Regions from separate parts of the Homo sapiens genome. Here region 1 is linked to region 2. A link is a contact called in ENCODE Hi-C or POLR2A ChIA-PET data. All regions are on one chromosome and are shown on one strand. Each heading gives the region's core, a stretch centred on a gene start or an enhancer-like site at or near the end of the contact. The rest is flanking DNA. Distances are from core to core; before and after follow the strand shown. Region 1 has its middle 110 kb from the start of DDIT4L-AS1. Region 2 holds the start of H2AZ1-DT (H2AZ1 divergent transcript).

The links. A loop is a pair of places that touch in the nucleus more often than their neighbours do. ChIA-PET counts read pairs that join two places held with the same protein, here RNA polymerase II (POLR2A). Pooled maps may share reads with other maps.
Region 1: a loop to region 2 is called in a pooled map, with 2.2 times the contacts of the local background. The contact joins the enhancer-like site here to the promoter of H2AZ1-DT in region 2. A Hi-C loop is called at or near these places in 5 of 168 maps with a recorded cell type or tissue (IMR-90, MCF 10A, PC-3 and 2 more) and 12 of 50 pooled maps. POLR2A ChIA-PET finds 5 or more read pairs at or near these places in 9 of 52 experiments (H1, HEK293, MCF 10A and 5 more).

The regions. Positions count from the first base shown.
Region 1 is chr4:100,077,093-100,083,143 of GRCh38, forward strand. No RefSeq gene overlaps it. Among named protein-coding and RNA genes, the nearest start is that of DDIT4L-AS1, 110 kb to the right of the region's middle. Within about 2 kb of position 2,284, at least 2 of the 41 ENCODE cell types and tissues checked have a DNase peak (open chromatin) inside an H3K27ac peak, as active enhancers do.
Region 2 is chr4:99,949,115-99,954,559 of GRCh38, forward strand. H2AZ1-DT (H2AZ1 divergent transcript) reads left to right here and starts at 1,380. Exons shown (of 4, transcript NR_125923.1): 1 at 1,380-1,566. H2AZ1 (H2A.Z variant histone 1) reads right to left here and starts at 1,161. Exons shown (of 5, transcript NM_002106.4): 1 at 1,054-1,161; 2 at 549-626; 3 at 159-272. The coding sequence starts at 1,056. RefSeq lists enhancers at 1-420, 992-1,081, 1,026-1,630 and silencers at 572-661, 742-791, 1,452-1,501, 1,542-1,751.

The DNA.
Region 1 (6,051 bases), core at 1,034-3,533, 130 kb after region 2:
TGAGTCATGAGTCACTCTGTGCAAATAAATTTTGTTAAATTTATTGTGTCTAAAGTTTTTCTTTAAACATGGGAAAGGTAATGAATTTAGTTCGGAAATGTTGGCTTTGAATTATCTGGCCAGGGAAAAAGTGGATTGGACAATTTACAAATAAAGTCTTAGAACAGTGATGAACAGATAGTAAGAATTACATGTTACCTACTATCATGATTGTTATTTTGGATCTAAATATATGATGCAAACCTATTCACTTCCGTGCCCATAGACCTGATGTTCATACCCAATAATTTAGAGGAAGAAAGCAATCAAATAAAAAATACCAGTTTTTCTGTATGAAGTAGAGTATGTTTTCTAATCTCTTCTCTTCCTACCTTGAAGCATTAGATTAAAGATCCTCTGAGATTGTAAATCCTGATTATATTTCTGTGTGCTACAGGTGTCAATCACTATTCAGGCACTTCTTTGGCAATTAGTGGAGTATTCTTCCCAGTAAATTATAATCTAGTTCAGTTTATATTAATTATACTTTGGTAGCAGTGCCATTATGTGAATGTTAATTTTATTAACAATATATTTTGACTATGGTGGATTGGCAAATTAGAAACAATTTCAGTGTTTCTTAAAACTTTATTATGTTATGCTTTTGCTGAGTACTAAAGCATGAAAAATGCATTCGAGGCACATCATCATATAAAAGCATAGTTATCTTCATTTCATTTATGTTAATTGAGCTTTATTTTCTGGAAAACGTTTTAATATTTTGATTGAATTCTTTAAAAATAGATTTGACAAAAATAAAAGGCAATTAATTTTGATAGAACATCATTTTTATTGGCAAATTATACGTATAGTAATCTAAATTACTCACTAATTTTTGAGCAATTATGTAGTAAAAGAATCCAAAGAGCTGAAGTTCCAAATCTCAAAAAAGGTAGCATTTGCTTTTGTCTTAATTGATTCATACTGATTTATAAAATCATCCTATATTTTTCCATCATTAGTCTTTCATTATGCACTCTCCATTGTGGGAGAAAAAGCATCTTTTCTTTTCTCTTTTGGTAAGGAGTAGTATCCCTAAGGTTTTTTGAAGGTCAGAATGAGATTAGGTTAATTTGTTAAGTTATTAATCTACTCAGTAACTGCTTAGGAAGAACCTATCATGGGTAGGTGCTTAACAAGATACTGGGCTTATGAAAAAGAAGAGGAAGAACAATAACAAAAAAATTTTTTTGGGAACTTATACACTGTTCTTGCATTGCAAAGAGATAAAAACCATGTAAATGAATAAATTAATAATATAACTTCTAGAGAATGGTAGTGCTATGAAGAAAATAAAATATGGCAATGGAACAGAGAGCAACTCTTTCTTTATTAAAATAACTATTCTTCTGTTATTCCAATTGATAAAAAAGCTTGTAGTTCATATTACTGTCATCTATCTTGATGTTAAATAATTTACTAACATATATTGAGCATGTACTTTGTACTAGGTACTGTTAAGCACTTATATGCATTATCTTATTTAATGCTCAACACTCTCCAAAGAGTGTGTTATTAATATTTGCATTTTACACATTAGGACACTAAAGCTTAGAAAGGCTTATTGTCTTACTTCAGAGCACATGAGTTGTAAAAGGTACAGCTGGGAATCAAATCTAAGTCAGCATGAGTCTAAAGTTGCACTGTTCAATATGGTAGCTATCAGCACATGTATTTAATTTAAATTTAAATTAATTAAAATTTAAAATTTAATTTTTAATTGTACTAGCCACATATTAAGTGCATAATAGCAACATGTGGCTGGGGCTGCCATATTGGACTGCACAGACATAGAGTGTAATCCATAATCTCTCAATATTGCAGAAAGTTCTATTGGACAGCATTGCCTAGAGAACAGCTCTTATAGATTCAACTATACTTCCTCCTTCTCACTATATGAAGAATTATTTTAGTCAAGTGTCCAAGTTTTCTGTCTTTGACTTTCAGAAGAGCAGTAGAAATATTTCTTTTTGGGTTTTGGATTGGTATTAAACATTTACTGAATGTCTATTGTAGGATTTTTTTCTATAACTCTCTTTTGTCCTCAGGGAGTGGTGCTTTCCTTTCCTTTGGAGAAATTCAAAGTTTTTGTATTACTCTATTGTGTGCATGTCTGCTTTCAGCTATTCCTCTAGCATCATGGGTCTTCCGCTACCCCAGCTTTGCTCCCTGTCATCTTGCAATACCACTTGAAGCTCAGCACCACTTAGCACCATTGACACCTTTTCTCCACTGAGGCCAAAGATGGAGGGGTGGCACAAGTTGCGTTTTCCTGTCACCACCCACTGTCTTCAGCAGCCCTAAAGCACTATCTGAGACTGGGAATTTCCACATCAGAGAATGAAAGCAGAGGAAATTACAACTAGAAGAGACAGTTTAGCTCAACTGTACTTTATCTTGAATCTCAGAGAAATTAGACCACAACTCCCCAGCCACCCTAGCTGCCAGGGGATAGCATGCCTACTCTCAGGGTATTTTGGGCTTTTCTTCGTCCTTGTCCCACAAAAAATACCTGTTTTTTCTTTTTTTTCTTTTTCTTTCTTTCTTTCTTTCTTTTTCTTTCTTTCTTTCATCTTTCTTTCTCTGTCTCCTTCTTTCCTTCTTTCCTTCTTCCCTGTCTTTCTTTCTCTCTTCCTTTCTTTCTTTTGAAAGGGTCTCACTCTGTTGCCCAGACTGAAATGCAGTGGTACAATCATGAGTCACTGCAGCTTCAACTCCCCAGACATAAGTAACCTTCCCACCTTAGCCTCCCGCGTAGCTGGGACTACAAGCACACCAGCATCCCTGACCATTTTTTATTTAAAACTTTTTTTTTTTGTAGAGACAAGTGTTCCAGCGTGTTACCAAGGCTGCTGTTGAAATCATATGCTCAAGTGATACTCTTGTCTCAGCCTCCCAAAGTGCTGGGATTATAGGCATGAGCCACCATACCCAGCCAAAACAACCCTTTCTCAAGCAAGCTTCTTAGTGTAAAAAAATCTAGCTCTCCTCTCCTCTGCCAAGTACAAAAATCCCAGGAAAGCCTACGCTTTAAGGGAAAATGGGATGTATGGGTGAAGGAAGCGTTTGGCTGTAGTCCTCTAGTCAGGGGAGGCCTCAACATGAGTTTCCTTCTTAAAACTCCCACCAGCAAAATTGCAGACCTGCTGGCTCCTTTACTGGATGTTTTAGTTCATTTTGTGCTGCCATGACAGAATACACAGGCTGGGTAATTTATAAAGTACAGAAATTTCTTATGGTCCTGGAGTCTGGGAAGTTCAAGATAGAGGGGCCAGCGTCTCGTGAGGACCTTCTTGCTGTGCCATCCAATGGCAGAAGGTGTAAGGGTGAGAGAGAGCAAGAGGGGGCCGAACTTTTCCTTTCACAAGGGCACCGATCCCACCCACAAGGGTGGAACTCTCATGGCTTCTTAAAAGTCTCACCTCTTAATTTGGTCATATAGGCAAATAATTTCAAAATGAGTTTTGGAGGGGATAAAAACTCAAACCATAGTACTGGCTAACCTATAATGTAAGCAACGGCTTCTAAGAGAAAGTATTAATGTTATTCTCAGAGATGGTAAGGTCTAAACTGATATTGAAGTAAGAACATTTTCTTTATTAGTGAGAATCCTGCCCAGAGCAGCTCTAGGCATTCATAACCACCAGAGTAGTACAGAATGGCAGCTTTTTGTTACTCTGGGATGGGTGCAGCCTAGGTTATAGTCTATACTTAGCAATGGGTTTTTTTTCTGATTAAAGGCTGTAAGTGTGGGGACAGGGTTCCTCTGCTAATTCCTCCAGCCACATAAAGATGAAGTCCATGGCCCTCTATTCCCAGCCTAATAAGAAGTCAAGTAAACACCTCAATACAATCCGATGGATTATGTAATGTTAGGCAGAAGTGCCATAGGAGGTACAGAATAAATCTGTCATCATCCCTGGGGTTATTATAGGGACAGCCTCAAGGACGGCCTTGGGAGGAAGTGACATTTAAGCTCAGTCCTTAAGGATAGTGCTTAAGGTAGATATTTGTAAGAAAAACAAAAGGGTGATTGGGAAAAATGATACAGAGGCATGGAGAAGAAAAGTCTTAGATAGTTTTCTCAGTTTATTAGAATTTATTTTATTCGGACAAATGTGTTCAGTGGCTTTGAATATGGTATTAAAATATAATAAACTATCAGAGGATAATCCATTTATCACATTCTTTTTTCATTGTTTGCCTCTTTACTTTTTGCTTCAATTTCCAAAAAAAAAATTATGACATACCTGTTATGAATGAAACTACAAACTGTGTGTACTGGAGTTAAAACAAAGATCAATAATGAAATAAGCTTCTGACTTTAAGGAGCTTACCTCAGGTGAGGCAAAGGCAAATACATTGAAATACAGACAAGTTAGAAAGTCAGCTCTATTAGAAACTAAATATTGGCAAGAGGCTAGGGGATTTCAGGAGAAGCAAGGATAGTGGGAGATCAAGGAAGTCTTCGTAGAGGAAGTGCCATTTAAGTTGAGACTTGAAGGCTGTGTATGGGATTCAGAAATGCAGAGGTGGGGACAGGCAGAAGTAAGAGAATAGGGAAGCAGGGAGCATAATGATTCAGAATATTCCCCTGGAGCTAAACTTGTCTGGGATCACAGCCAGACTTTCCTACATACTGTGTGACCTTAAGCAAGGTGCCTCAAGTTCTTCATTTCTAAAACAGGGTTAATAGTGATAGCCACCTAACAATGTTGTTGTAAAGATTAAATGAGTTAACATATGTAAAGCACTTAGAAGAGGGGCTGGCATATAATGACGACTCTTTGCAGGTTGGTTATTATCATTATGATCAAAGATTGCAGATATTAGGGAATAACATTGATTTGCCTAGAATACTGAGTGTGTGATGGGTTGGGAAGAAAGGGCTGGAAGGGTAGGAAGGTGCAAGATTATGACCAGCCTTAAATATCAACCTCAGAAATATGGATTTTTATTCTACAGATATTAAGGGATCACTGGAAGTTTTGAGCAGATAAGAAACATGGTCAGTCTATTTATATATTTAAATAAATTATCACATGAATAAACTACCATAATTCTACCATTCTCTCCAACAAATTACTTACTGAAGATACAATTGATGGCAAGAAATCCAGAACTGTTAATTTATTTTGGAATTGGGATAGGTAGGTTGGTTTTGTTTATATCCACATGATTGTATAGCTGTTGCTTTTGCAACAAAAGCAGAATTTGTGGTTTATGTTTGAGAATTGGGCAACTTATAGCAGGACATTAATCAGGCTGAAAGCATACCTCCAGAGTTATTGTCCAGGTCTATAATAAATAGTCAATACATTTTTAAATATATATGAACATGAATACTTATTTTTCTTGCTTTTGATAGAGAAGACACAGTCCTCACTGTTCTAAAGCTTATAATCCATTGGGCATTACAGACAAATGTATAGCACTTTCATAACATAGTATGGTAAATGCTATACAATAGTGTTACTGACTAGATACCTGGATTTAGAGAGATATGAAAGATGAGATGTCATAGATGGTTCAGAATTTGCTAGGCAGAAGCAGGCTGCAGGTTTCAGACAGAGGGAACAGAGTGTGTAGAGACCTGAAGGCAAGAGAAAACATGGACAGGGTTTTACAAATATGTATATATGAGTGGGAATATCATTTATCAATACTAATATTTTCGCTTATTGTTTCTGAAGTTGTATTGTGGACAGTGTCACAAAGCCAGGTGGGCTGCATGAAGTCTGTTGGCTGTGAGTTGCTTATCAGCTCACAGTCTGTTGGCTGTGAGTTGCATTAGATGAAAGACACTTAAGAAATAAGTCAGTGAAAACCCAAGGAGGTAGCTTGAGTTAACAATCTGAAACTCAAGTGAGGAGGAAGAGTATCCATAACACATATCAAAATTTGGATGTGAAAGCAGAAGAGCTCAAGAAATCTTATGACTCATGCTTACCAATTTGCTGGTAGAAGATTTTGTATGTCATTTATATATACATAGTGTATATTGCCAGACAC
Region 2 (5,445 bases), core at 130-2,629:
AGTAGGATCCTTGTTGAACACCAGCTCCCTCTAGCGTTCTCTTAGGCCTCTCGCCGCGTTCAGGGCCTGGGAGTTTTCTTGCATCACTTTCCTCCTTCCCTCTTGCCGCCTCCCCGCCCCCCAAACCTTCTCCGGATTATAGGCGTTCACCCATTTACCTCTGCGGTGAGGTACTCCAGGATGGCTGCGCTGTACACAGCGGCAGTCGCGCCCACACGTCCATGACTGGTCGTCCTAGATTTTAGGTGTCGATGAATACGGCCCACTGGGAACTTAAATTTTAAGCATACACAAACATAAATGCACAAAAATGAGAACTAGAGATGGGGAAATTATATGCGCGCCAAAGCAAGGGGCACGGGCGCAGCAACGCGTCCCGACATCGAAACACGTGATTCCTCCCCCCCATATTTATCGTATGGGCAGCCCAAGTCGCGACACCGCATCACCCACGCATACACAAAACGCCCATCGAGAGCGATGAATAACAAAAAAGGAAATGCAAAGAAAAACATCATGACTCCCAGACTGCACGAACAACTACTGACCTGCAAGCCGGCTCTCTGCGAGCGGGAAACCGCCTTTGTCTTGGCCTTTCCGGAGTCCTTTCCAGCCTTACCGCCAGCCTGCGGCGCGCACACGCCCGCGAGCGGAGGAGGAACGGAGAATATAGAATTACCAAGGCGGCGCGCCCATCCCCCACCGCGGCGCGTCCCGCCGCGAGCGCGTCCCCGCACCCTGCCGGGGTCTCCGGCCCGCGGCGCGCCGCAGGGGCGACCCCGCCCGTTCGCCCCCCGCCGCGCGCTCGCCACGGCCGCGCGCCTCCGCCCGCCGGCCCCCAGCGGCGCTGCGCGCGCCACCCAACCGTCGCCGCCCGCCGCGAGATCCGAGGCTGCTCCGCTAGCAGCCGACAAAACACCTCCCCCCACTCTTCTAAATCCTGTCTCCGCGCGTTCCCAACCGTCGCCACTTCACCCCCATCCCTCTGTGTAACGGGTTTTTCTCTCGCCGGCAAAAACCCGCGGAGTCATCGAGCGTCTCTGCGAAGTTTACCATTTCGAATTCCGCTGAAGCTCAAGCAAGCAAGGCAGAGAAAAGGCTAATCGGACCCACGGTGAGATCCCACCACCTACTCCTTCGTCGCACCGCGATTCAAACTGCGCTGTCTCCCGCCTTCCCTGCTCCCTTTATACTGCAGAATGTTCCCTCATCCGGGAACTCGGATTGCTCATCCCACCAATGGCTGCCACCCGCCCTCGGGACGCGTCCTTGAGACTTCAGCCAATGAGCAAGCGAAGAAAAGGGTGGAGGGGCGGGCGCTTCTAATCTCAAGCCGCGATTGGGGCGTGGGGGGAGAGGCGGGGGAAGGCGGAGGGATGGGAACGGGGGAGAAGAAGGGCACCGCGGCGGGAGGGAAGAAACAGAGCGAGCTACGCTGCAGGAGCGCAGTTACCAGCCGGCTGCGATCACGTGCCTGGGAGGAGGAGCTGAGACCTCAGGGGAGGGGCGCGCGGTAGCGTCCCGGGTCCCCTAGCAGGGCTCTAGAGACCACGTGAAGTCTCCTCGGTATGTAGCACGCCGCCCCCACCACTCCCAGCCCCATTCCCAGCGCCTCTCGGGCGGAGACCTGCGACCCGCAGCCGCTTTCCGGGGCCCCGGACACCCCTTCCCTACCCTCTCAATCCCTGGCGGCTCCTCCCGTCTGACAGGTGGCGCGAACGCGTCCAGTGAGAGGAGTCTGAGGTTTGCCCTGACGCCTTCCACAGCCTTAGTAGAGATTCCGTGTTTCTTCCGTCTAGGCGAGTCCCCAGCCACCAACAGATCACGACCCGCTGCTCCCACTTTATTTTCAGCCGGGTCTTCCACCTCTCCCTCACTACTTATGAAATCCTCCACGGAATAGTTCTGTGACAGCAAACGGTGAAGCCAAGTCACCTCACTGGTCACGAAACCCTTTTTGTCTATACTTAGGGAGCTTCTGGCGAGGCAGTATTCTTTAATCAAATCATAAACCATATTTTTTGGAGACTACACATCAATGGGTTGTACCTGTAGCCTGGTGTGTAAAGCTCATTTAGTGAAACCTCAGAGCTATTATGTGTCAACTTTTCTACAGTAAGTATTTTGCCACATGACAAATGTTCGGCAAATGTCGATGGAGTAACTCTGACATGATTTTCAGGCAGTTAGAGGGTCCATGCAATGCAATCAGTTGCAAATGATGAGGTTAAAGTAATGGTACTGTACACACAGTACTATCCTTCCAACTAGTAGGTTATTAACACCTATGTACATCTCCAGCTGCTTGGGGACAGTAGTGTCTCAATCTCATTTGCAGTGTTTTAGTGTATTACATTTTTTAACATAATTGAATAGTTTCAATGTGACGAACATTTTGAAACATATACTCTATGCTGGGCATGGTGGCTCACACCTGTAATCCCAGCACTTTGGGAGGCCGAAGCGGGCAGATTACGAGGTCAGGAGTTCAAGACCAGCCTGGCCAACATGGTGACACCCCATCTCTACTAAAAATACAAAAATTAGCCAGGCATGGTGGCGCCCGCCTGTAATCCCAGCTACTCTGGAGGCTGAGGCAGGAGAATTGCTTGAACCCGGGAGGCGGCGGTTGTGGTGAGTCAAGATTGCGCCACTGCACTCAGCCTGGGGAACAGAGCGAGACTTTCTCAACAACAACAACAACAAACATATACTCTGAAGTACTTTAGATTGGGTTTCAATTTGAAAGATTTTATCGAATTAGAGGACCTCCCAATTTCTGTGAGATAAATTCTAGAGAAGAGCTTCCCAACAATTTTGACATTGAGGTTTATTATTTCTTGGAACCAAGGAACTCTTATGATGTCGTCGATAGCAAGACTTCAGCCGTTTTCCTACTGATAATATAATAATGATATATTAAGCTATGAAACCTGATAGTTAACGATGGCTCCAGGGAAGCTTTGTGATATATAAAAAACCAACATTAATGCCATCTCTAGTTTAGATAATACTCTGCCAGCTCTTTGCTATGAAGCCCCATAAAGGGAATTTACTGTTGCCTCGCTGAATAGTGGTTAGGAGGATGAACTCAGAAGCAAGTACAGATGGATTCTGTTCTGCCTCCTCCTCACTGTGTCATCTTAGTTACTAATCTTTCTGAGCTTCGAGTTCCTATTCTGTGAAAAGATAGTATCATCTATTTTCACATGGTTGAAAGATTAAGGAAAAAGGTATGCAATGTACATAGTAGCATGTGTTTGGCACGTAGTTAGCCCTCAGTAAATAACTGCTATTATTTTCTACATTGGATGCTGGAGAGGGATGAAATAAAGTATCTTTTATTTCTAAATCTTTTTTGCTATTTGGTTTATTTTCTTTCTTCGATTTGGAAGCAGCAAGCTTGAAACCTGCCCAAAGTATACACAACCAAGTCTTCCAACATCCAAACTAAAATCCAAAATTGGTTTAATAACTCAATAATTTTCCTTCAGAGAACAGGACAGTATTACTTTCTGCACTTTTCTCAGAGTGGTATGATGATTTCCTACTCTTTTTCCTGCCCCCCCCAGAAAAGGTATGATGCAAATATGTTAATATTGTTGGTTTATCTTTCCAGTTCCTGTGTTAATAGTAATGCATGTATATAATGTACTTAGCCAGAGCTATGTAATTACTTTTGTTTAATGCCATACCCAATTAGTTCTCTCACCATAAAAAAATATGAGATGCCAAGGCAAGAGGATCACTTCAGCCCAGGTGTTAAAGACCAGGCTGGGCAACATAGCGAGACCCCATCTCTACTAAAAATACAAAAATTAGCAAGGCATGGTGGCCCCTGCCTGTGGTCCCATCTACTCGGGAGGCTGAGGTGGAAGGACCACTTGAGCCCATGGTTGCAGTGAGCCATGATTGTGCCACTGAATTCCAGCCTGTGTGATAAACTGAGATCCTGTCTCGAAAAAACAACAAAAAATCCTCAGATGAGGTAGGCGAACCCACTATTATTGACACTTTCCTTAATAGCCTTTTCCTAACTAAGCCAGATTTTCCATGACTAGTTGCTATCTCCTTTGAAACACTAGCATGTATGTTAACTACTATTGTTCTTGTCTTTTTATGTAGAGAATTTGAGAGTCTTACAATTGGGAATTATAAATTTCTCAACTACATCTTGCCTTAAAAACGTATTTTTAAGAAAATATGAATAAGTTCTCAAGTTATTTCCAAGGATATTAGCCTAGATCGATAATGGCGGCAAAATTCTTTTCATCAGGAAATCTACATTAGAATCTTGGTTCTCTCTACCTAGGGCACCTAGGAAAAATATGTGCCTTCAAGGATTCACACAGCTGTGAATAACTGAGTTCCAGTGTGGTATTATGCAAAATATTGAACTAGAGTAAAAGAATGAGGGTTGAGTTTGGGTAGCCACTTACTTGCTATATGGCCTGAAGTATGTAAAACACTGAGGCACAGTTTCATTTATTAAATAGGGATTCGTAACACCAGATAAACCAACTTGATAGAATTGTGAAAGAGTTTCGTTAAGTGCGAAGAATATGTAGAGTGATGTAATAATATTTTTGGCACCGAGGCCATAGTCCTTCCTGAATTCTGTTTAGGTTGAGAAGCCTATGTGTTTAATTCAGTGTTGATAAAACCAAAGCCATCGATTTAAATTCCAAATTGCCCAGCTTTGCACTTCTCATGATCACAGATTGCACACAGGTAACAATTCACAAATGCAGGGAATAGATGACAAAGATCAGCAGAATCTACTCCACCCAGATCCACTGCCATTTCAGGAAAACAAAAGATCATGCTTTTAATATAGCACTAATTTACTTTTTCCATACATTAGTCCTCAGAATTTTTGGAAATTTATTGTTTTAAAATTAAAAAATCAAGATTCTTATCATATCCTTTTATTATCTATTATTGATATCAATATCGATCTTTAGGATTTTCAGGGCAGGGGAAGGGAGTCCATGTGTTGAAATTTTTTTCCTAAATAATAGTGTATTTGCCTAGGCAGTGGGTCCTCCTTCTCTGTATTCCTGTGTTCTACATCTATGGATTCAACCAACTGAGGATCAAAAATATTCACAACGTAAGCTGGGTGTGGCCAGGCGCCGTGGCTCACACCTATAATCCCATCACTTTGGGAGGCTGAGGCGGGTGGATCACTTGAGGCCAGGAGTTTGAGACCAACCTGGCCAACATGGTGAAACCCTGTCTCTAATAAAACTACAGAAATTAGCCATGTGTGGTGGCATGCACCTGTAATCCCAGCTTCTCAGGAGGCTGAGGCAGGAGAATCGCATGAACTTGGGAGGCAGAGGCTGAAGTGAGCAGAGATCATGCCACTGCACTCCAGCCTGAGTGACAGAGTGAGACTTGGTCTCAAGAAAAAATAATAATAATAAGCTGCATTTGGGGTGT